Regions from separate parts of the Mus musculus genome. Here regions 1 and 3 are each linked to region 2. Evidence: chromatin loops called from intact Hi-C (ENCODE). Cell type or tissue: gastrocnemius. All regions are shown on one strand.

Evidence for each region. Hi-C counts contacts between places; a loop is a spot of excess contacts. Peaks named below come from ENCODE experiments on the same cell type or tissue, not always from the same donor. Only the 100,000 strongest peaks of a DNase experiment are listed, where the experiment ranks them.
Region 1: a loop joins it to region 2, with 2.6 times the contacts of the local background. A loop is called at or near these places in 12 of 42 quality-filtered maps.
Region 3: it touches region 2 in a loop (2.1-fold over the local background); 8 of 42 quality-filtered maps call a loop at or near these places.

Annotation. Positions count from the first base shown.
Region 1 is chr2:90,485,304-90,493,303 of GRCm38, forward strand. All of the region lies in intron 1 of Ptprj (protein tyrosine phosphatase, receptor type, J), which reads right to left. Among named protein-coding and RNA genes, the nearest start is that of Olfr1274, 89 kb to the left of the region's middle. In gastrocnemius, no CTCF peak of the experiment used is centred here; DNase peaks (open chromatin) are centred at 4,673 and 5,566; H3K4me3 peaks cover 1,292 bases; H3K27ac peaks cover 2,221 bases.
Region 2 is chr2:90,575,642-90,583,641 of GRCm38, forward strand. It overlaps Ptprj (protein tyrosine phosphatase, receptor type, J), which reads right to left and starts at 4,954. Exons shown (of 24, transcript NM_008982.6): 1 at 4,515-4,954. The coding sequence starts at 4,610. It overlaps Gm46752, which reads left to right and starts at 5,114. Exons shown (of 3, transcript XR_001783391.2): 1 at 5,114-5,275; 2 at 5,470-5,729. In gastrocnemius, a CTCF peak has its summit at 4,138; DNase peaks (open chromatin) are centred at 3,590, 4,191, 4,441, 4,827 and 1 more place; H3K4me3 peaks cover 2,953 bases; H3K27ac peaks cover 4,051 bases.
Region 3 is chr2:90,500,427-90,508,426 of GRCm38, forward strand. The region is part of intron 1 of Ptprj (protein tyrosine phosphatase, receptor type, J); the gene reads right to left. Among named protein-coding and RNA genes, the nearest start is that of Ptprj, 76 kb to the right of the region's middle. In gastrocnemius, a CTCF peak has its summit at 4,649; a DNase peak (open chromatin) is centred at 4,599; H3K4me3 peaks cover 1,050 bases; H3K27ac peaks cover 5,476 bases.

The sequences.
Region 1 (8,000 bases), 90 kb before region 2:
AATCTTTAAAAAAAAAAAAAGAAAGAAAGAAAGAAAGAAAGAAATTAGTTTTCCTTGCTTTTTCTCTCAACTCCTTAAAAATGTAAAAGCTATTCTTAGCCCATGGGTCATGCAAAAACAAGCAGTGGCTATAGTCGGCTTAGTCCTGCCCTAAATCACACGTTTGCCCTGGATAGAACCACAAAAACAGACTTGCAGCCAGAGTCTGGCTGCATCCCTGTGGGTAGGTTCGAGCTGACAGTTACCTACACGGAACCCAGTCTCAAGCTTCTCACCTGCAAACAGGGTTTATGTCCCTACTTAGCCTCCTCAAACACTCAAGAGAAGTCAATGAAATGCTATCGGGCACAAGGCATGTTCGAGAAAGGATAACTGTCTAATTCAGCTCAATTTTAAAAAGTACTCTGGATCTCTCAAGGCTGGTCTGGGTTTCCAATTGTCTGATGAGATATTAGAAACAGCACCTTTCTTAATGAATGCTGGGTATCTGGGAGATAAAATGACTTGAACTGTGAGCCTAGTGTCAGCAGAGAGTAATCCTGATAATCAGGATGGGGGCGGTCAGGTGTGCACGGAGCTGCTGGCTCACAGCAGCCCCACGATTCTGAACAACACACAGCCTGAGCCTCTCTGTTAGCCCTTAGCATAAGGCAGTATATATGCTCCAAGCTTGTGAACAAACTATTACACAGTTCACCTCTCCCAGAACCTCACTCACTTCCTCTGCTGAGATACAGCGCCAGCTCCTTAGGGCCTGGGGCAAAGCTGGTCTGGCCTTTTTTGGTGTAAAGATAAACCAGGCATGTTCAACTTCAGGGCTTCAAAGGCAACCAACGGAGACATGTATGACCAGTCATACTGGAATCAAGCCTTAGAGATCATCTATCTCAGCCTGCCTCTGTTGAGGGTAGAGGAAAGAGAGGCTCACGCAGGCCTAACAAACCTGAGTCCAAAGCACATTTCCACCAGCCCCTCTTCACAGAAAGGACATAGTTTCCTTCCCTAGTCCCAAACTGCTTAAGGGTCAGTGAGAGAGACAAAGGAATGCATAATCACTGTGGTTTCTCTTCCCTTGCCTTAGGCAAAATCCAGTGTTTTACAGTCTACCACTGTCTACTTTGTCCTCTGAACCTCTCAGCAGAAATACTTTTTCCCCTAACAACAGATGTAACCAACATCTCTTTAAAGCAAAGAAGACATAAACTGAAGAGTTCACATGTCACATGCCCCCTTCCGCTATTCACATACCTCAAATTCCTCAATAGTCCAGCTGCCAGTCCCAACTCTGGCTCCAGCCAGCCCTACTACCTAGAAAGTGAGAGCTTCCTGCCCCTCTTTCTCAATCCTGGCTGGCTGATCTATGAGACAGCCTTCGTTGACCCTTACAGAACCCCTCTCCCCACTAGAGCTAGGGTTTCCTTCCCAGATATGCCAGCACCTGGTGCTTAACTCTTACCACTAGGGATTCTCACTGCCCGTCTGGCTGGACACTTCTTGGTGAAGATTCACCTGAAGTTCACACCTACCACAGAACATGCACTGGCTGTCAGGTGGGTGAACAGGTAATAAGGAGGAAGGTGGGTTTAAAAGATGAAAATGGAAAAAGGGCCCAGGCACTAAAATTGGATGGATCTGGGCAGCAGTAAAGAACCGAAGAGAGCAACTGAGCCAAAAAAAGAATGAGATAGGTAAGTGATAGATAGTTGATAGATAAGATAGATAGGTGATAAGTATATGAATAGATGGTAGATACACAGATAGATAGTTGAATAGATACATACATACATAGTTGGATTGATATTGGATAGAGGGATACATGCATACATACATACATACATACATACATACTGGATGGAGGTGGCAATAAAGAACAGGAAGTGGGAAGGGGAGGCTGGGGAGAGGGTGACCCAATAGTACTTGCCATTGTGTGAAATGTTTATTTTTTCCTGCCTATCAAAGGCAGCTACCAAGGGTCAATACTCTATAAATCTTCCCCAACCTTGTAAAACTTTTATGTAAATCTTTTAAACTAACCTACCTAGTAATAAAATTTTGGCTTACACAAAATACCCCTCAGTCAGTCAGTCTGTCTGTCTCTGTGTCTCTGACTCTGTCTGTCTGTCTGTCTGTCTGTCTCTCTCTCTCTCTCTCTCTCTCACACACACACACACACACACACACACACACACACACACGAGATGGCCAACCAACAATTACCTTCTTCATTTCTTCTCAGAATTCTTTTAAAGCTAGCCAATCAAGGAAGACATTGAGGTTAGGCCCCAGCCAATGGGGAAAAGACACAGTTGTCCCACTGCATTAGAATACAGACCTCCCCAGTATGAGCTCTAGACTGGTTTGGGTTGTGGTTTGGGTGGTGGTGTAACCTTTTCACAAAGAGAAACTGCAGTGCCAAGCTACCTTTTTTTTTTTTTTTTTGCTTGCTTGCTTGCATGTTCCTTTGTGTGAGACACTGAAACTATCTCTTTTTCTTAACACCATGAAAGTATGAGAAGGCCTGAGTTCGGATCCTCAGAACCCATGAAAAGCTGGTCTCTGCGGCAGCCTCTACAGCCTCAGCTCTTCCAGCGCCAAGGAGCAGACAGACAGGAAGACCTGGTCTCACTGGACAGTCGGTCCAGCCCAGTCAGACTCTAATAAGTAACAAAACCATCTGTGGCACATGGTTTTAAAGAAAAAAAACAAAAACAAAGGGACAGACCTACCCACCTTCACCCAGCCTGAACCTTGTACTTGATCAGGTCTCTCGGACACTCACCTACCCTGCAAAGTGGGAGAGCAGCTGGCTTGCAGCAGCACAGGTGAGAAAGAGTGGTGTATCAGGGAAAGAGCCCAGGACCTGAGACAGCTTCAACCCAACGAACCCAACCCAACGAACCCAACGAACCCAACAAACCCAACGAACCCAACGAACGGGCTGAACTGGAGGCTGCTGTGACAGGAAAACTCAAAATAAACTGAAGAAAATTTAATGGTTTTAAAACAAAGGGAGGGCCTGCTTCTCTGGAACATAGGCTAGGTTTGCCCAGTGGGTTCCAGCTGTCCTTCAATCAGGCTAGCCTGGGTTTTGCTTTCGTTTTTAAGATGATCTATTTTTATTGTATGTGTCTGTGTGTTTGCCTACATGTATTTAAGTGCGCCGTGTGTATGACTAGCACCGAAAGTTCTAGGCATCAGATCCCTAGAACTGGAGTTACAGGCAAAGTTATGAGCCACCATGTGTCTGCTGGGAATTGAATCCAAGTCCTCCTCAAAAGCAGCAAGTGGGCTGAACTGTGGAGCCATCTCTCCTGCCCTAGTCGGGCCTGTCTTGATGGGGAAGGCCAAAGGGCATGGTCCCCTTAACTATCCAGTATGCTGCTGAGCACCTGTCCAGTTCTCCCTTCGAAAGATCCAGTAAAGCAGCATATTTTAAGATATAGCCCCATAGACCTGCACGGGAATTGAAACCAAGAGTGATTTTTCCTCCCTGACTAAGAACTTGAAACATTTTTCATATCAAGGTCAAAAAGCCCAGATCTCTGCTACTCAGCACATAGTAAGCCCTCTCCCTGCCTGTGACTGGCACCATCTATCCATCCACGAAGCACGTGTGCATCTCCTGGCTTGCTTTATGTGCTCTCAAGAAACAAACAAAAACAAAACATAAAACAAAACAAACAAACAAAAAAAACCACACTTTTAACAAGGCATGATGGACATATACCTAGTTCATAAACTTCACTGAACTGTGCCAAACTGAATGAGTCAGTATTTCACAGTAAAAAAGGAAAAGGGAAATGAAATTTTAAAAAAAGAAGAAAAAAAAAAAGGAACAGTTATGCAAGTTCCCATTGGGTTGGTGTCTCTGCCCTGCCTCTTTAACAGCTTAGTAAAAGTGTGTGAGTCCTCCCTCAGTGCTCCCGCAGGTCCAGTGAGTCCTCAGTGCTCCCGCAGGTTCAGTGAGTCCTCAGTGCTCCCACAGGTTCAGTCTGTGCATATTCATGGAGAAATGCTCTGGCCTGACTACCCAGCTAGATCCACCAAAGCAGACACTTCATAAACGTTAGCAGGCCCCATGCGTAAGGTACACCTTTCTTCAGAAGCAGCAATGTTTCCCTCATATTCATATTCTCTCTCTCTCTCTCTCTCTCTGACATTTTGTCCAACTGAAGATAATTATTAACTATTAGCAATAATTACCACATTGTACAAATAAATTGCATTACAGAAAGAGTTGCCCTCTTCCAAAGTTGGCATTAACAAAGAAAAAAAACTAAAATTCCCAAAGTCTCCTAAGCCCAGTCCATCTTTCTTCGCCATCTAATAAAACACTTTTTATTTCCTTTCATGGGTTTAAACTTCACTAAAAGGCAAATTGTCTGAGGGCATGCTGCTGAGACAACAGGACTCTGTGTGTGCTCAAATAATCCCCTGTTCCAGTTGACTGTTTTCTATCTTTCTGAATAGACACTGCACAGAATCAAGAATCAGAAACGGTCCTGTGATCTCCCTAATTGCTTCCACAGACAAGTCCAAAATGGGTAAAATTTTTAAAAGACACAACTGATTCCAACCCTAACTGTTCCTCCAGGAGCTCCCAGTCTTCTCTCCTACAATGGCCTGCCTACCCCTCCCTGCCAGCCCTCACACCCCAGGGCTGGGCTGGGATTCAAATGGCAGACAGGGCTGCCCTCCAGACAAGACCCGTCTCTGCCCAATAAAGGCCAGAACTTGGAAGAGGAAGGCCAGGAAGTTGAAGACAACATGTTCTTGGGCATCCATCCTCACTACCCTGAAGCTGACCCAAAGTCCAATCCAAAACCTAGCATTCAGGAGCGGCTGGATGACGAAGGACTTCCACACAGCAACCAAGCTCCTTACAGGCCACATCTGGCTTTCCGATACACATATGCACTGCAGTAAATGTAGGAAAGAAAATGCCTACCCAGTCCCAGATCTGACAAATCTCAACATAGTCTAAGTCTTCCTAGATTTTACCAGAATTCCACAATGTTTTTGCATTAAATCTGCAAAGAAATAGCCATTAATCAAAAAGGCTGACAAGTCCAAACGAAAGCGAATGTCTCATCAGGAATAGAATGAGGTCCAAAGTCCCCATGGGTGTGACATCGGACAGAGAGCCACTGACTCTGGTAATTTTTCCACTCAGGAAGCCAATGCCACAGATATCTCACTATGACTAAGCCTGCTACTGATTGTTGTCATTCGTTAGAAAAAAATATGAAGCCCTAGCAAGACTTCTTAATGACACTCAGATATCTAAGGAGAAATTTCCTTCTCTTCTATGTTTTAACAAACTAAATATTAGAGAATTTTTTAAACTAGGTTCCTGCTGTTCAAAGAAAAAATTTCCCTGCTCACAGTGTGGCTTCTGACATCCTGCCAAGTTTCAGACTCTGAAATATGAATGGGATTAAAAAGGATTAAGACAGAGTAAATGCTATTAACAGCTCTTCTACTGCATGTATCTATCTTACTCAGGAGCCAACGGCCCACCAGGGAGAAGGAAGGGCTGAAAGGAAGCTGAGCTCACGCCACACCTGCTCGGCTCAGCAGAGATGACAGGGTCAGCGGTGACGCTGGTGAATGCTGGGCTTTCTCTAACCACAGTCCGTCAAAGGCTTGCCCCACTCACCTTGACGCGTAATGAAAGAGGGCTCCACCACAGAGTGCCAGGGCTGCGGGAGCCATCAGCAACCAGTGGCTGCCCAGCTCCACTTTAGAATGGCAAGGTACTCTCCATGGAGTATATATTAGAAAAAGAAAAAGAAAAAAAAAAAAAAAAAAAAAAACAAGATCAGAGGGAACGGGTAGCAAGATTGGGAAAGCTTCATTTTTGAGCTTCACATTGATTTTGTGTTGTGCTGAATAACCCTTGGGTATTCCTCAGGCAGCAGCCACCTTGGGGTTTTGGGATTTTTGGTTTATTTGGTCAGTTGGCTTTGCTTTGGTTTTGGTTTTGGATTGAGGTAGCATTTCACTATGTAGTCCTTCCTGGTCGGCATAGAAATTACTACAGAGAACAGGCTGGCATCAAACTCACAGAGATCCATCTGCCTCTGCCTCTCTGCCTCTGCCCCTCTTCCTCTGCCCCTCTGCCCCTCTGCCTCTCTGCCCCTCTGCCCCTCTGCCTCTCTGCCTCTCTGCCCCTCTGCCCCTCTGCCTCTCTGCCCCTCTGCCTCTCTGCCTCTCTGCCTCTCTGCCCCTCTGCCTCTGCTTCTGCCCCTCTGCCCCTCTGCCTCTGCCCCTCTGCCCCTCTGCTCCTCTGCCTCTGCCCCTCTGCCCCTCTGCCTCCCAAAATCTCTCCTGAGATTAAAAAGCATAGGCTAACCTAGCTACTCATTGAGGCCCAAGAATTTACTGAACTCAGCCTCCCTGGCACTGGGATTACAAGTGTATGCCACCACACTGGCTTCTTAGGTGAGTGTTAAGCATCCTAACTCAGGCTTGCAAAGCAAACCCTTTTCTAACTGAAAAGCTCCAAGCCTGTAGTATTTTGTTACAGACTATCCTCTGTCTATAAAACACTGACAATGAACTAACAATACATTTCACCTGTTTCTGCATTGCATTTGGTTGCATGAGATCAGTAAAATTCTGCTTCGCAGGGATGTGCCGCTGTAAACGACAACCATTTAACGATTCATCTCTATTAAATAGCAGAGGTTATATTCCTGGAGATGTCATAAAGATAAGGGAAACTGGCAGAGTAAAGGAACACATGGAAGGCTGCCAACATTACAAGTTTTACATAATGAAGAATATATAAAGAATCAAATTAAAGATTTAATAGCGTTCCTGAAACACACCATAAAATGTCTCCTTGGAAAAGTTCTTTATTTGTGCACACTCTAATCTTACACGTCCTACGTGCAGACTTTAAGGGTGAATTTTTTCCTCATCCTTTGGGCTATATAATATCAATACCAAAAGAAGTACAAAGGAAAAAAGGAAAGTTACAGACCTATCAGTTACGTCACTATCACAGATGCGAACCTTTCAGAATAATGTTAGTAAGGAGAAATCTGTGATGCCCAAAAGCAGCAGTCTCACAACCAAGGCAATTTACCTCAGGAATACATTGGTTTAAAAACAAGATACATGCCACTAATCACAGCATCAAGTAACTGAAAGAAGCCTGAAGATCATGTGGACAATATCCCAAAGGTGTCTGTCCACACTCAGCACATTCCTGGGAGGAGAGTCCTAAGCTGGGAAGGAACCTCCTTAATAATGGCAATCCGCTCATACTGCAGCAGTGTCCACAACAGCCACGACACAGGAACCAACCCAAGTGGATAAATGAATAAAGAGGAGATGGAAAGAGAAAGAGATGAAGGTTCAGCCTTTAAAAAGGAAAGCCTGTTACTTAGAGAAACAGAGACTGGCAGGAAGAGAAAGATTTTACAATCCCACTCCTGGTCACCTGATACTTAAAAGGTAAGAGTACATTCTAAGAACAAGGCTGTTAGGCTTTTCACTGTTGTAAAGACACCATAAAGTGTCCTTCACACAAATGTAGATGATGTAGGTCACAATGTGGCCTCTCAATACAAGAAACAGGGTAAACACAAGATTCACAGGAGGTCACATAGCCAGTATAAGACTACCTGTACTGCTTTCCAGTCAACTTCATCTTACAGGACCACAGCTAGACAGCATTCCATCACTGCACAGTGACTGTCTGGCTGCACATAGAATCTAAAAACAAGTCAAAGGCTGAGGAGATGCCTCAGGGGCATCCCTTGGGTCAAGTGAGAAACCGTGCCTCAGTATACCAGAAGATCAACGAAGATAGAAACTCAACTTCTGCCCTCTATCCACACACACCTATATATGCCACATACCAATGAGCATGTATACACACACACATGCACACCACACACATACTCAGGGAACACACAAAATATAATGAAAACAAATCAAATCCACAGGGTGAAAGGGTAGTGTGGGGCGTGGGGACATGTAGGCTAACA
Region 2 (8,000 bases):
CTGAGAACATGCGCAGCAGCTACCACCAGAACTTCTGAAATGGCCAAATGAGACAGTTCATTAAAAGCCCTAACACAGTGCCCGACACACCTAATGCTACCTATTAATTATAATATTATCGGTGGCATGATGCTAAAAGGGAAATACACAGAAAATTGCATCTTATCCGCCACTCAAAATAATTCCCCTGGCCAAGAAGTGAATGAACTAAGAAGTAATTACTCGTGATGCACTGGCTAAAGCCAGGCCTACAGTCATCCAGAAACTCGGCCCCAGCCTCAAGCATTACTTTTAGGAGCTAAATAACCTCTTTGCTGACCAAAATTGCTCACTCTGGAGCCAGGATTCTCTCTGCTCAGGAAAGCTTGGGTATTCCTGGTCATCTTTGTCCTGGGGCTGAACTTGAAGTTAGCCCAAAGTCACAGACTAACCATAAACCAATTTGCTCTGTTTTCTTAAACTGTCTGCAAACAAAACAGAATGGTTGGGTTTTCCTTTGTTGTTCTGAAGCAAAACAAAAATAAAGTCACTCCTGTGAGAACTTAAAAAGCAGTTATAAGAGGAGCCAAAATATTTAGTGTGTGTACTCTGGTTGAAGCAGGAAAATAATCAGGCTTATAGATTAGCCACAAGACATAAAAATACAAAGTTATCACCCACCAAATGACACAAGACAAAGCAAAAAGGAACACTGTGAGACCAAGTGGCTACCAGTTGTTTTTGTTTTGTCGCTATCATCAGCATCTATTTTAATACAGACTGCTGTCAAGCTGATTAAGGAACCTAACAGGACTATATGTCTCAAGAGAGGAAGGAGAGATCACTTTGCCACACTGCCTAATACATACATAAACCAAAACTAGAGAGTACGAATGCACTCAGAAATGGACCAGTTAAGATAGCACACCCATGAAAGTCCTTGCACTAGGGTCATCTCTGACTGCCCGTCCTGTCTTGGAGAAAGGGAGTGAGATGCTAGTTTCAAAAATGGCTTTTCCGGGCCTACTAAGTACTGATGCTTCCGGCATCTCAGTTTCCAGCTTCCACGCCCTGTCCTCATCGGTGTCCAAACAGAGCTGGGTCTTTTCTGTGACCTTTTTTTCCCTTTCCTTTCTTTCCCTCCCCATTTCTGTTGCTTGTACTATAATAAATAAGAAAGCCTCTTCTGAAAAGAAAAATCAACATTAGGGAAGCCATCAAAGAAGTTCCCTCTTACTTTCTACACACACACACACACACAAATCAAAAATATTTCAAATCTAATTGACTTTTAAAAGATTTATTATTTTTCTTTTATTGATGTGTATGTGTGTCTAACTATGTGACTGTCTGTCACATTTGTATTGGTGCCTGTGGAGATCAAAAGAGAAGGTCAGAGCCCCTGGAGCTGGAGATAATTGTAAGCCTGCTCTAATTGACTCTTAAACTCAATTTGTAAGCAGTTTGGGGCATACAGTAACACAGCACTGTGCTCGAAGAGAAAACACAGCCAAAAAGCCTAGGCCCAGACTGGTAACTCAAGCTCTACTCTTGGCTTTTTTATAATCCTATCTTGCCAAATAACCTCTTCTCTCAAGTCCAATGTCCTCATCTAAGAGGTTTGAAGGGCTGGAGCTGTCTTCAACCACCAGAGCTAGCACCAAGCATGCTGGTGCTCAAATTCAATCCCAAAACTTGAGAGGCAGAGGCAGGCAGATCTCTGTGAGTTCAAGGGCAGCCTGGTTTATATAATGAGTTCTACCAGCCAGGGCTGGCAACATAAAAAAAAAAAAAAAAAAAAAACCCTGTCCAAAAAAAAAAAAAAAGGAGGGGAGCTTATTTTTAAAGGGGGGGGAGGCTGAGGATAAGGGTCTATGTGTTTTCAGTATAATATGTACATGTGTATGGATACACATGCCTGTGCTTGCACTGGGCAGAGGACACAGAATCGTATTCCTTTCAGACAGGGTCTCTTCCTGGGCAGCCAACAAGCCCCAGTGAGTCTCCACACCCCAGAGTATGCCCGTTCCAGGCACACACAACCACACTCCACATCTTACACTGGCCCTAGGGATTTGAACTCAGATCCTCATGTTTGTGTAGCAAGAACTCTTACTCAATGACCCATCCTATCTGCCCCTGACACAGTCTCTGAGTCACTTCAAAAGCGCAGGGCTTCTCTAAAACTGAGAATGTAACTTGGTGGTAGAGCGCATCCCCTACCCTGGGTTCCATCCCCAGCACCAGAGAGAGGGAGAGAGAGAGAGAGAGAGAAGGTGCCGATCCCCTGCAAGAGTCCATATCAAAATGAAACTGCTGAAAAGGATTGTTTTTGGAGATATTTCTTCATGAAACCTTTTATATTTCCTATTTTGTAACAAATACAAAAACAAGAATATGAAGACAGGACTCTCGAGTTTCTACAGAACAAACTAGAGGAAGGAAATAAGCAAACCCAAGGCAGGCGGAGGGTAGCAATGTGCTAAAGAAACACAAGGAAGGATTGGGCAAGAGATAAATTTACCCAAGATACTTTTTGCTGATTCAAAGCACAGCTTGCAACTTCTACTATTGTTGAAACAAAAGTCAGATACATACATATACATATGTATAATCAAATTAAACTAAAGAGAAATGTAGCTCAAATGTTTCTATAATATAAATTTTAGTTCAAGAGAATTTCAAGACCACACCATCCTGTACATGGAACACAAAAGCAAACAGATCTCAATGAGCTTGAAGCCACCCTAGTCTGCATAGCGAATTCTTGGAGAAGGGGAACTTCAAATAAGAAGCAGTTCTTTTTCTTTAACGTCAAAGACTGCTGTGCATGAATTTCCTACAGGGAAAGGATGAAGACAGCCCATCCACAATGTTCCCCAATAAATCCCCAATCCCATCTGAAAAGGCTTTATATGAAAAGTGGTGTACATATATAATATATATTTACAAAATTCTTTCACTCTTCAATGGAAGCCATTCAAACAATTCTACTATGAAATGGTGTGTCCCCTCCCCCATTCCTGCAGATGCTTTTTGCTAAAGATGGAATTGGGGAAAAGGGGCAAAATCAACTCTGGTTCTTCTTCAGACTCAGCTCTTACCCAGTCCAGTAAAGAATTATTTGCTGGGGACAACACCACGAGTCCTGTGCAAATCCTGCTTTAGAAACTATAAGTTACCCTTGCTGACAATTAGTTCAGGCCCAGACTCAGGCTCCCTTCTTCTGCCCGCCTGCTCTGCTGCCCCAGTGCCTATGTTTCCTCTAGAACAATTCATATTCTCATTCTCTCTCTCTCTCTCTCTCTCTCTCTCTCTCTCTCTCTCTCTCTCTCTCTCTCCCTCTCTCCCTCTCTCTCTCCCTCCCTCCCTCCCTCCCTCCCGTGTCTGTGTGTGTGCAAAGCTTTCTCTCAAAGTCAGTTTCCATCCCCAGCCTATGCTTCATTTGTGTCTCACTGTCTGTTTAGAGCTGGTACCTATAAAGCAAGTGAGACTTTCATTAGCAAAAAGCAAGACAAGAGCATCCTCCAGGCCACTTTCAGCTGCAGAGTTCAAGACCACAGCCAGTTCCCAGAAGGCTGTGAGGCAGAACTCGCTTGCTCAGCTCCCGCAGCACCAGCTGGGTGATTCCACTCTTTCACTTCTCTCCCTCAGTTCCCTATCTGCAAAATGGGAATGTCCCCCCAGCTGCCTTGCATCACATCCCCTGCCATGAAAATACCACTGAGAGAAAAGATCCAAAATTCGAGTCCCACCATTATCGGAAAAAAAAAAGTGAAGCAAGGAAAAAAAAAAAAGAAAGAAAAGAAAAGTCTGGAGGGGAGGGGTATAGCTAGCGCCCACAAAGCACGAATGCACACCCAGAAAAGCCAGCACTATCTCAGGAGCGATGATGAGAACAGAGCCAGCAGCCTCAAGGGACGCCTTTGAGCGGCCACCTTGGCAAGGCTGGGAACTTTCCCCCACAAAAAGCGCCCTCGGTTCTGAGTCCGGCGCTTCGCCCACCGCCCAGCGCCAGGGCCTGTCCCCAAGCACCCGGCCACCGCCACTGCCCTTCTGTCCAAGCCCTCGTGCCCCTCCAGGCCGGGTCGTAGGTCGGCCTCGGCTCAGCCAGGCCGTCCCTGCTCCGCATCCACAGCCCTCCGCAAACACGCCCCCTCCGGCCGCTTCGGGCGCGCAAGCAGGGCCCGCGCTGGCCAGACGTGACCAGCTCCGGGAAAGGCCGGGCCACCGCCGCCTGCAGCCCATGCGGGAGCTTCTATGGAAGAGTCAACGGGCACGGCGGGGGACACCCTGGGGACCCCGGAATCCTGCCCTTCCCCTGGCACCCGGGAGCCAGGGAAGGGGCTGAGTGGCGGGAGCAGGAGGCTGGCCAAGATCCCTGCCAGCCTCCTCCAGGAGGAAGGCTCCCAGGACCACGATCTCTCAGACCCTCGCCGGGTGTTCCTGGAACGGGTGACACCCGGGCAGGTGCAGGCGATGCCAATTCGGCCCGCGTCTTCCTACCACACGCCCAGGCCCACTCGAGAGCTTACCTGGCCCTGGCGTAGCAACAGCAGCAGCGGCAGCAGCGCCCAGCGGAGCCCGGGCGAGCGCGGGGGTGTCCGCGTCTCCCGCGCCGCGGGCTTCATGCCCTGCGCGCCCTGGAACGTGCCCGGGACGCGCCCCGCCGTGTGCCCGAAGCCGGGCGCCCTCGTCTCCGTCTCCAGCCGACGCCTCCGCCTCCTTCTCCGCCAGCCGGTCCGCCTAGTCCCCGCTCCGCCCGCCCCGGGCTTCCCCGGGGACATGGCAGCGGCGGCGGCGGCGGCCACACGGCGGAGCCTAGCGCGCCTGGCGCGGAGCGGCCGCGGCCTTAGACTCGCAGGGGCTTCGCGGGGCGGAGCGAGCGGCGCCCACCCTCCGCGCGTGGCTCCCAGCTCCCGGCTCCCGCGGCCCCGGCTGCTCCCTCTGCCTCCTCCGCGCGTCATGCGGCTCCGGCTGCAGGGAGCCGCGCCGAGCGCTCGGCCCCCTCTCTTCCCCTCCCCCTCTGAATATTCATCGCTTCCTCCCGCTCGGGCGGGCCGGCCGCTGCCGTGCTCCGCGGCCCCTCGCCGCCCTCTCGCCGCGGCCCCCGCCCCCAGCGAGCTGGCGGCGGGCGGGGAGTGGGCGGTGGCGAGCCCGGTGCACGCTCTGGCGTCTCCCCTCCCGCGGCCGGAGGAAGCGCCCCCTCCCTGTCCGCCTAGCCCTCCCACATTCCTGGGACTCGGGACCCGGGACGCTGCTCCACTGTTCCAGAGCCACGAGCTAGTATGGATGGGTCAGTAGGGACTCTTCAGCCTGGGACTCCCTCCCTGGCTCTGGCTTGAGCGTGCCTCTTGCCCAGGTCACAGTCGTGCTTGCTTCTAGACCGCAATCTGGTGAAGCCTGGCCCGTGGGTGGGCTTTGGGGGAGGGTGTGGGTGAACCCCCCGAAACTATTGGAAGCACACCATGTATTCTGTTCTCTCCCCAGACGCTGGGCCAGGAAGTCAGAGAGCCTGCACAGAAGCTGGTCCAGTGATTAGAGCCCCAGCTGTGGCATATGGCAAGCCCAGCTGTGCTATATACTAACTGTGTAATCCTGGTTGTGTGACTTGGAGAGAGATGCCTCACCTCTCTTGACCACTCTATGCTCCTGTGTAACAGGAAGATACTACGGGTACCTGTCTACCGAGACTTGCCTGGCGATTAAATGAGATCATGGGTAAAGTCCCAAAGAGGGTGGGACATAAGGTGAGCCCATCTGGCAGCTGTCATCACAAGTCCTGATCTGAAAGGAGTTACAAATTACCACGAATACTGCTACTGTGCCCAGGCTCACGAGAGGAAACCAAAGAGCTCTATCTACTGCACCTAGAAGTAATGACAGACAGTACCAAACCAAGGCATGCTAGGGAGGGAAAGACTGATTCTGACCAAAGGAAGAGGTGACACTTGAGCTGGGCTTTGATGGATGGTTGGGTTTCACCGGGCAGAGAGAGGGGAGCAGTGTGGCAGGAAGTGGGAGCAACTTGGCAAAAAAAAAAAAAAAAAAAAAAAAAAAAATCAGAAGGCAGATTCTTCAACCTTGACCTTCTGAGAAACAGAGAAACAGGAGCGTTCTATTTGGGAAGACCTGAGCAGCCAAGATAGTGAAGTGAATCTAGTCTGGACCCTATGAGAACTGGAATGTAGACCACCAGGTGTCCAGCCTGCTTCTAGGCATCCCTTGGGCCTCAGAGTCCCAGCTTCACGCAGAGAACAGAGGGGAAAGGGGCTGCACCTGTCCTCTGGTATTTTGCATTTGATTAAACACTATCTGGTTATCACAGCCCACAGGAGTTATGTTCCTCCCTGCCTCACTCTTCTTGAGGCAGAAACAGGTGTTTTTTAAAAGCACTCACACCAGCCAGGCATGGTAGCACACAGCTTTAGTCACAGCAATCAGGAGGCAGAAACAGGAGGAGGTAAATTCAAGTCCAGCCTGGTCTACAGAGTGATTTCCAGGACAGCTGGGGTAACATCATAAAGAGACTTCATCTCAAAAAAATTAAAAAATAAAAATAAACAAATAAATAAATAAAGCACCTTCCATGGTGCCCAGAGGAAAGGAGTTATAATGCTAATAGAACTGTACCTGCCCCTGATCCTCACAGACCTTGCACCATCCCAGTTGCCACAGATTCACATCTTGGTTCTGTCAACAGGGGTATGAACTCCTGCATGCCCTTTGATTTCCTACTGGGTAGAATGTATGCCCCCATTTAAGAGGTAGTGACCGTTTAAGAACTAACAGCCTTCTCTGAGAAGGGGTTAATACGTGCATAATAAACAAATCAAGATGAACTGATACTCTGTATGAGAAATGAACCCTGAACAGTGCTAGTTGGAAACTCCTTGTGGGCGGGACCTCATCTCCTCTGCCTACTCTGTGGCATCTTCACGATGCCTAGCATGTTCAGTACATTGTAGGAGCTGGGGCTCTTAAAATGTGTGGTTACCTGATGGGGAACATGGATTCTTTGCAAAGACAGACTAGGGAAGAATCATTCCCTAGGCAAAGGGATACCACAGTCTCTCTTTGCAGTTAGAATGGTGTTATATACTTGTCTTCTGTGAACCATAGCTGCCAATGCTTAATTCTATTTAACCACAGTTTTGAATTTATGGAGTTGTTTTGTTTTATAAAAAGGTCCCAGGTAGCCCAAGCTGACCCCTAACTTCAAATATACCTGAAGAATGACCTCAAACTTCTGATCCTCCTCTCTCTATGCTTAAGTGCCAGGACTGTAAACATGCATCACCACACCCCACTTATGCACTGCTGAGGACTGAGTCCACAGCTCCATGCATGCTAGGCAGGCACCCTAGCAGCTGAGCTAGATCCCCTCTGTCTATTTGACTGCCGTCCTCGTGGAGCTAAGTAAGCTGCCCAAAGACAGGGCCTGTGTCTTGCTCATCATTGCATTCACAGCAAATAGCAGTCATTCCTGTTGTACTTACTTAATTAAACTAAGTGCATGCCTTTGAATAGCAAAATAAGACACTAATTATATACCTAGACAACACACATACATACACTCATATGTACAAGCACACACACACACTCATACCATATTCTGTTTGCAAAACAGCTTTTCAGAAATAAATCTATTTTACAAAGTTCAATATATACATGTGCCTTGAGAATATACAGTATAATGCTAATGGACCTTTTTTCTATCATTTCCCCTTCACACAAAGGCTAAAGTTTTATTGACTATAGGGACAGGCACATAAAAATACCAGAACAAGAAGGAGGAGACACTGGCAAGACTGGGGTTGGAGGGGCAACTGGGTCTTTCCTTAAAACTCTATAGGGTGATACTGGGACTTCGTATTTTAAACCAGCTCTTTGAGCACTCCTTGTTGTCAAACATGCTTAGACAATTCTATTAAGCTACCTGTATCGTGTCTCTAATAATAATTATTTACAAAGAGATACATGGATAGATAAAAATAAATGGTTGATAGAGAACCAGTTAT
Region 3 (8,000 bases), 75 kb before region 2:
AATCACAAAGAAAAACTACCTATTGTCTTATATAAAATAATAAAAGTAAATACTTGCTCCCCACAAATAAAGGCCACATTTTAATATGCTTTATTAATTCTTTGACAGTTTTTATACAGTGTATTTTGATTTCCCACTTCTCATAATTTCTTTCAGATCCACCCCTTCCCAACTTTATGTCCTCTAGGGGTTTTAATAATCCCCCAGAGTCCAATATGCTGCCCAGATACTCGGGGTATAGGGCCACCCACTGGAAGGTGGTCATCTGCTGGAGGAAGGACACACTCTGACGTGATGGTCCTTTAAACTGTAACATTTACCTTCCTGAGAACTACAGTCAGTTTGTCTGTGGCTGTCTGTCCGTGTCCCTCTCCACCACAAGATCTCACTAGGTAGCCCTGGCTGGCCTTGAACACACCTGCCTCTACCTCATGAGTACTGGGACTTTTCATAAGCTCAAACCTAGTCTTTTCATCCATTTCAAACCAGTGTTTGGGAACTTCTGTCACAGGCATTCCTAATCATGATGTGGCAGTTTGAGTAAAAACAGCCCCCATACACTCATATAGTTGAGATCTTAGTCACCAGGGAGTGGCATTATTTGAAAGAATAAAAAGGATTAGGAGGCATGGCCTTGCTGGTGTAGGTTTGGCCTTGTTGCAGGAAGTATATCACTGGGGGTAGACCTTGATGTTTCCAAAGCCCATACCATGCTCAATGTCTGTCTCTGTCTGTCTGTCTATCTGGTCTGTCTCTGTCTTTCTCTTTGTGTGTCTGTCTCTGTCTGTCTGTCTCTGTCTCTGTGTCTTTCTGTCTCTGTGTGTCTCTGTCTGTCAGTCTGTCTGCCTGCCTTCAGGCACCAGGATGTAGCTCTCAGTGCCCCAGTGCCAGGCATACGGCCATGCTCCCTACCATGATGATAATAGACTAAGTCTCTGAAACTGTAAGTCTCTTAAATGCTTTCTTTCATAAGAGTTGCCTTGATCACGATGTCTCTTCCCAGCTACAGAACAGTGGCTACACTCCGACACATTGCAATGCTCACAAATACAATGTGCAACTGTGCCTGGTATACAGGAAGAGCACTTGCAGAATGAGCTTACATGAGTTGTCCGAATCATCTCTCAGGGCTGTTTTAGAGAAATAGCATTCATCAGAATAATAATGATAATTATAATAAAAATAATCAATGCACTGCAGGAATTGGCTTATTTAATTCTCCCAACCCAACTCCTCCCCATTTTCTATCAAAGATTTGCAAAAATACCAGGAACACAGTAACCCTGAAATGTCTCGAGGTTAGAAATAAAACAGATTTGAGTGTATGCCCTGGCTCAGTTGGAGACACACAGACAGCCTTTTTAAAACTCCACTGCTCTGCAAAGCGCAGCAGGAAGTTATAAAGGAGCAACTAAAATAAACACACAGTGTCATCTTGCAGACCAACCAGTCAGTCAGGAGAGGCAGGCAGCCCCAAGCCAAGGACCTAAGATGTTGCATAAACCCCAGGAAAAGAGCCTGGGTAAGGTCATCACTGCCACCCCAGGCTACAGCAGAAGAAAACAGAGCACTAGGGTACAGGCTGGAAATGTCTTGGTCCAGAATGAACATATGAACGTTCACCAGTTACTGCCTTAGGTCTCAAAGACAGAACCTCACTAACCCATGAGACAAACATGAAGGTCCCCAACAAGCTGCCATCTCAAGCAACCCTCACTTCCACCTCACCTTCCCCTGAAACCTGTTTTGTCTTGGTCCTCCCAGATCTCTCCCAAAGGGGCAAGTAGAGCTAACAGATGGAGAAAGTTCCAAAAAGCCAGTGTGAAGATGTTAGAGATGGTGGAAACCAAGACACTGTTCCAACCCAGGCTGCTGGACTGACTCTCAGCACACATGGAGACAGCATCTGCCCAAACCTACAAGGCTAGAAAGGCAGAGAGATCAGCCCTCTTCCAACATAGGGATACAAAGACTCATCACCCACATAGAAAAGAATCCTGCACCATCTACATCACCACTGCAGTCCCTTCCATAATCCTCTGACTTGTCCCCACCACTGCTTCTTAAACACTTTAGCCTGGGAACCCCATGGTGATTAGAGAAATGGTTAGGCCTTCAAAAAGCTTTTGTTTATAATAAACTTATCACATTAGCATAAATCATCTTATGAAAATTTATATTTTCCAATACAAAAAAAATTAGCATAATGACAATATAAGATTTTCGAAATTCTCTTTCATAGTTTGTTTATACTCAAGGAATCGCCTGGCTCTCATATCTGCCTCTTCATTCACTGTTTCAAGCAGTTTGGTGGGTAGGTAAACTATGAGGCAATCATTGGCTCTGGTAAAATGAGGGCCTCTATGGGCTTTTTGATAAATATAGGCATTTTTCTTGGTGCCACACTGTAATTCAACAAGTAGACCATTAGCTGTGTTGTGAAAGCCAAGACTGTATCTATGAGCTTTTCATATGAAAATCCATCCTTCTCTGTATCTCTTGCACCTTGAGTTTGGTAACTGATAAATTTACAACTGCTTATATTTATAGTGTATCTGCTCCACTCTGAAACAGCTCTTTACCCTACAAGACTTTGTCATCAAGCATTGGTTGCTTGGAAAATACCAGTTCACCAAGATTCATGTTGGAGAGATTAAGAAGAAACAAACAACAAATTACTATCATTCTGAAAATACTTAGGATCTTGCAGGCTCCCAAAAGGGTCTCAGGAACCTGCAAGTTTCCCAGAACCACCCTTACAGAACCACTTATGCCTGTTGAATGTAAATGCCCATTTGTTCATCCCACCAAGATGCCACTCTAGGTTGGATGCCAGGAGTTCAGCAGTGACTAAAGCAAAGAGGGCTCTCAAACAGAAACCAACTGCACACAAACAAATAAGTAGATGTACTCTTCCACATCAGGTGCTGAGTGGAAAAAAACCAAACACTGTTATCGGGCATTTGCACACAGGAGGTGTGGTTTCCTGGGAACCCAAATCAGCCAACCTGAGCCTTGCTATTTCAAAACTTTCACCATGAAATATGGATTTTTTTTTATTTTTATTACCAAAATGCTGTGGAGTTGGGGGTAGAGCAGGGTGAACTGCCCCTAAGAGAGCTGCCAGTGCTCACTACTGAGGCTGCATCCCCATCCAGTGCTGTAAGAGATGTAAGCCTCAGAGGTCTCCTCACTCAGAGGCTGTCAACCCCCAGGGCCAAGCACTCCCCCTCCATCCTCCCCCTCTCACCTCTGCAACCCATGCACTGCAGAGAAGGCTCATACGCACTGGCTGGCAGACACGCCACAAGAAGGCTACTGCTTACCTACTTCACAGATGAGGAAACTAAACTTCAACAAACTTAAAATTCCCAGTCACTGGGAGGCTGAGGATCATGAGTTCAAGGATCGCCTCAGCTACAGGGTAAAGTTCAATAAAAGAAAGAAAGAAAGAAAGAAAGAAAGAAAGAAAGAAGAGAAGAGAAGAGAAGAGAAGAGAAGAGAAGAGAAGAGAAGAGAAGAGAAGAGAAGAGAAGAGAAGAGAAAGAAACACACGGTTTACTCTAGCACACAGACTTTTATCCTTGTCTTGGCCTTTAGTATTTCTCCATGTAAAGAGAAGAAAAGGCAAGAAAAAAAAAGGCCAATAAAAGGGGCTGGGGTCTACAGCTCAGTGGCAGAGCTCTTGCTAAGTATGTCTGGCTTAGGTTCAATCCTCAGCACTACAAAGAGGAGGAGGAAGTACAGCAGGAAGAGATCAAGAAGGAAAAGGGGGAAATGGATGCGATGTTGAAAGCCCCTGCTCCTCATACACCCTATGCATCATGCCAAGCCCATCAAAGAGCAAAGAAAGAAATGGGGCTGGCACTTGGCAATCACTGCTCTTTGGAGCTCTAAGCTCTATAATTATTTATGGAAACCCTACTGTGGCTGGAACAGATCTAAGGAGTAAGGGGGAAAAAATGACCAAGTTCTCAGCTTCTTGTGCTGCTGTTCTCACCAGCACCCATACCATGACGAGCCATGTGTGCCCAGAAAGGGTTAACTCTAAAAGTCCATCTGCAGTCTCTGGCTAACACACAGCCCTGGACTTAGTCAGAACACCGGCCTGCAAACATCCCTTCCTGAAGATCAACACTATCACTCTGTCCCTTTAAATCACCCATTTGACAGATGGAAAAGTAAGCCTGGGGCACAGAAAAGCCACACCTCCCAGATCTCCTCATGAGTCAGTGACAGGAGACACCAGCAATCTTGTCTTTCCTCTGAAGCCCTGACAGCCACCCAGCCCCATCCTCTCATCCCAGGAGCCTCCTGAACAGCAGCCATGCATTTGTGGTCACCAACCAACACACAAGCCAGTAGGGAAAGTTACTATTTAGAGAGGAAACTGCATATATAGCAACAGCCTGAGCAGCCACCCAAAGCACATCCAGTCCTGAAACCTTGGCCAACCCCAAGCCCCACATGGCACTTCCTCTCCTCCCCATTCGCTGTGCCAACTCGGTTCCCACCAAGGTTTACAAAGAAGTGGAAGCTCCCTTCTGCCTGACTGGCCAGTGCAGTCCACTGACTCAGAGTGTTCTGGGCACCTCGGAGAAGACACTGTTCATTTCCCCTGGGCTGAGAACTGGCCCACATCCGGACCTGACGCCAGCAGGAGGGGGCGCTTGGCCACTGAGCATGAGCAGATGAATGGAGAGCTATTTTTAATGTTCTGTTCCTGCCTCTACTCCAGAAGGCTTGGCACCTGTGCCAGAGTTGCTGTAAGTATGGTGTACGGACCACCCGCACCCAGAAACACACCTGGGCATGAACATTCAGATGCTGGGGTCCCAAAGAGTCAAAAGAGTGAATTTGTAACGAGCTCCTTAGGCAATTTTTTTTTCCCCAGAACAGTTTGAGAATCTGGGTCTATATTTATTCACCACATCCATTCATCCAACGTTTACTGCAAGTCTTCCACATAATGAAGCAGACATACAAAAATAAATGTCACTTGCTCATCACCTTCAGGCCTAGAGAAGACAACACAGTGTAAAGAGCTAGAAATCACCAGGACTCAACAATAGGAGAGACTAAGTTGCCTCTAGAGCTAGGATAGCTTTACCACAGAGAGGAGCTCAGAGCTGAGACCAAGAACAATCGCTCCTTCCCTTGGCTGACTTTAGCACTGCCTTTGGCTTGGTCCTCATCTAACCTACTGACCTCCTAATTTCTCACAGGTGCGCATACATGTTTGATGGGTGCATAGAAAACAAGAATTTGGGGTTCAATGGTAGAATGCACAGGTAAATCCTGGATTAGATTCCCAGAAACTAACTAACACTCTCTCTCTCTCTCTCTCTCTCTCTCTCTCTCTCTCTCTCTCTCTCTCTCTCTGTGTGTGTGTGTGTGTGTGTGTGTGTGTGTGTGTGTGTGTGTATAATTAAAGCCTGAAACTGATTCCACATAGGAACTAGCAGGTAAGTGTGTCCATCTTACGCCTCTAGTTCCTCTCCTGCACGAGAGGCTGCCTCTTTAAAATCTCTTCTACAGTGAGGCTCTGCTTTTCTACGGGCTGTAAGAAGTACAGTCTGGGGCTGATGAGATGCTTTCCTCTGACCATGGCATTGGGGATGCTTGATCAGGACACCCACACTCAGTGACGGCCATGCCTTGTCCTGATTAGACCTCACAATATACCTTGCTTCATCTTTGTGTCTTTCCCCAAAGAATCAGAATCTCTGGATACGGATCCCCAGAGGCAGGCATGAGACAGGAGGGAAGCTGACCTCCCAGCCTTCTCCTTACTCAGGGCTCTCAGTCAATCCCCCTAAAGGCAGTGAAGAATCAACACCAGCCAGAAACAGAGAGCTCCAACTTCTTAGGTCATAACAAACACACCCTTGAGAAGGCGCAGCTGGGTGGAAAAGAGCCTCCTCAGAGCCTCTCCAGCTATTTCTTTCTTCCAGCCTTTTCTATAGAACACAGCTGCCTACTCCCCTCAGCCTCACCCAGCCAGAAGTGGGCCTCTGAACTTCACCATAAGCCTATTTATACTGTGCTGCACCAGCAAATGGCCCTGCATCATGCCATGAGATTAGCACTGGAGCCTGAACCAGCCGGGTAATGAATGGGGTTTACTCTGAGATTAAACTCATACATCACACTCTAGCAATGCCCCCACTGGAACACCAACATCAAGACAAGGAGTCCCATCAGAAAAGAAAACTCCCATTGTGCATTTCCTCTGAAATGTTCTTTGGTTCTGCCTGCCTCTCCCTGCCCATTCATACTTTCATTCACCCTGAATGTCAATCCCAGGAGTCAACAACTATTTCTGTAGAGAACCATATAGTCTATAACCTAGCTTTGCAGGCCACAGACAAATCAAATAAGTAACTATGGCTGTGTTCCAAAAAAACTTTATGAACATTGATGTTTGAATTTCATATAATATGTCACAATATACATTCTTTGGATTTTGCTTCAATCATTTAAAGATGCAAAAACTACTCTCAGTTGAGGGCTTCACAGAAAAATGTAGAAAGAGCCACTAACAGGAGATAAAGATGCTCACCACCAAACCTAACCACTTGAATTCAATACCCAGGACCCACATGGTAGAAGAGACCTGATCCCTACAAACTGTCCTTGGACTTCCAAACACTTACTATAGCATGTACACACAGAGAAACACACAGACAGACAGACAGACAGACAGACAGACAGACAGACACATCCCCCCATTCTCTCTCTCAATGCAATTCTTTTAAGAAAAGAAATAATAAAAGCCTGCAACTCTAGCCCAGTATTCTGCTGTGTTATCCTGCTTAACTATCTTGAAAATGCTGCATTCAAACTAAGGCTGTAATTCTATCCCAAATGCTGTAACTATGACATGGAAGAACAAGCGATCTTTTTAAAGAAAAAAAAAATGTTCTTTTCTTCAAATCATAAAATTGCTTTCTTTAAAATATTTTTTTAATTTTTTTCCTGGAATTACACAGTTATATTTGACTTTTATAAAGAGGCAGATGTTTCTGTAACCCTCCCCTCCTTCCTTTAGAAGAACTTTAAAAATAGAACTCAAAAAACCTCTTAAATGCAGCGGCCACAGGGCCAGCGCCTATAGGCTTCAGTGGCCAGGATTTCTGCGCCAAGAGGGCTTTGAAGTCAGTTCTTTGAAGTGAGCCTGCTGCTTTGTCAATGCTAAAAGAGGTTAAAATGGAAGTTAAAAAACAGAGGAAGAAGACAGAAGCACAAGCATGAAAGTGGGGGGGGGGGGGGTAGAGAAAACCCACTTACCCTTCACCATGACTGTGTCCAGGTCAACCTTATTCACTATCAGCAAAACTTTAATGTTCAAAGCACTATACTAGGGCCTTCTGGAGAAATAGAGAAAGGGCAAACTGGGGCTGGAGAGATGGCTCAGTGCTTAAGAGCACTGACTGCTCTTCCAAAGGTCCTGAGTTCAAGTCCTAGCAACCACATGGTGGCTCACAACCATCCGTAATGAGATCTGACGTCCTCTTGTGGTGTGTCTGAAGACAGCATCAGTGTACTTACATATACTAAATAAATTAATACATCTTTAAAGGAAAAAAAGAAAAGAAAAGAAAGGGCAAACTGTAACAGGACTGTAATGCAACAGCAAAAGTGACCTCCCCATGAGGGAGACAGAGGAGGTCAGATGCTGAGCAAGAACCTGCTGCAGTCAAGTGCTGGATAGGTCACCATCAATACTGTTTCTATCATCTTGTGCAAGTTAGAGATCTCCTATCTCACATCATGGGGCTCTGGGAACATGGCCCACACACCCATATCATTCCTTGCATAAGTGGGTGACAGAATTTGAATCACATCCACAGAGCAGAGTCAGGAAGAGAAGAGTATACCTGGGTTGGGGCAGGGAACAAACCTTGAGAGGTTTCATGGACAAGAGGGCCTTCAAAATGCAGACTGGATGGCCAGATTTTTCGTAGTTACAGCAGGGAAAGGAGAGCTTTCCATGTGAA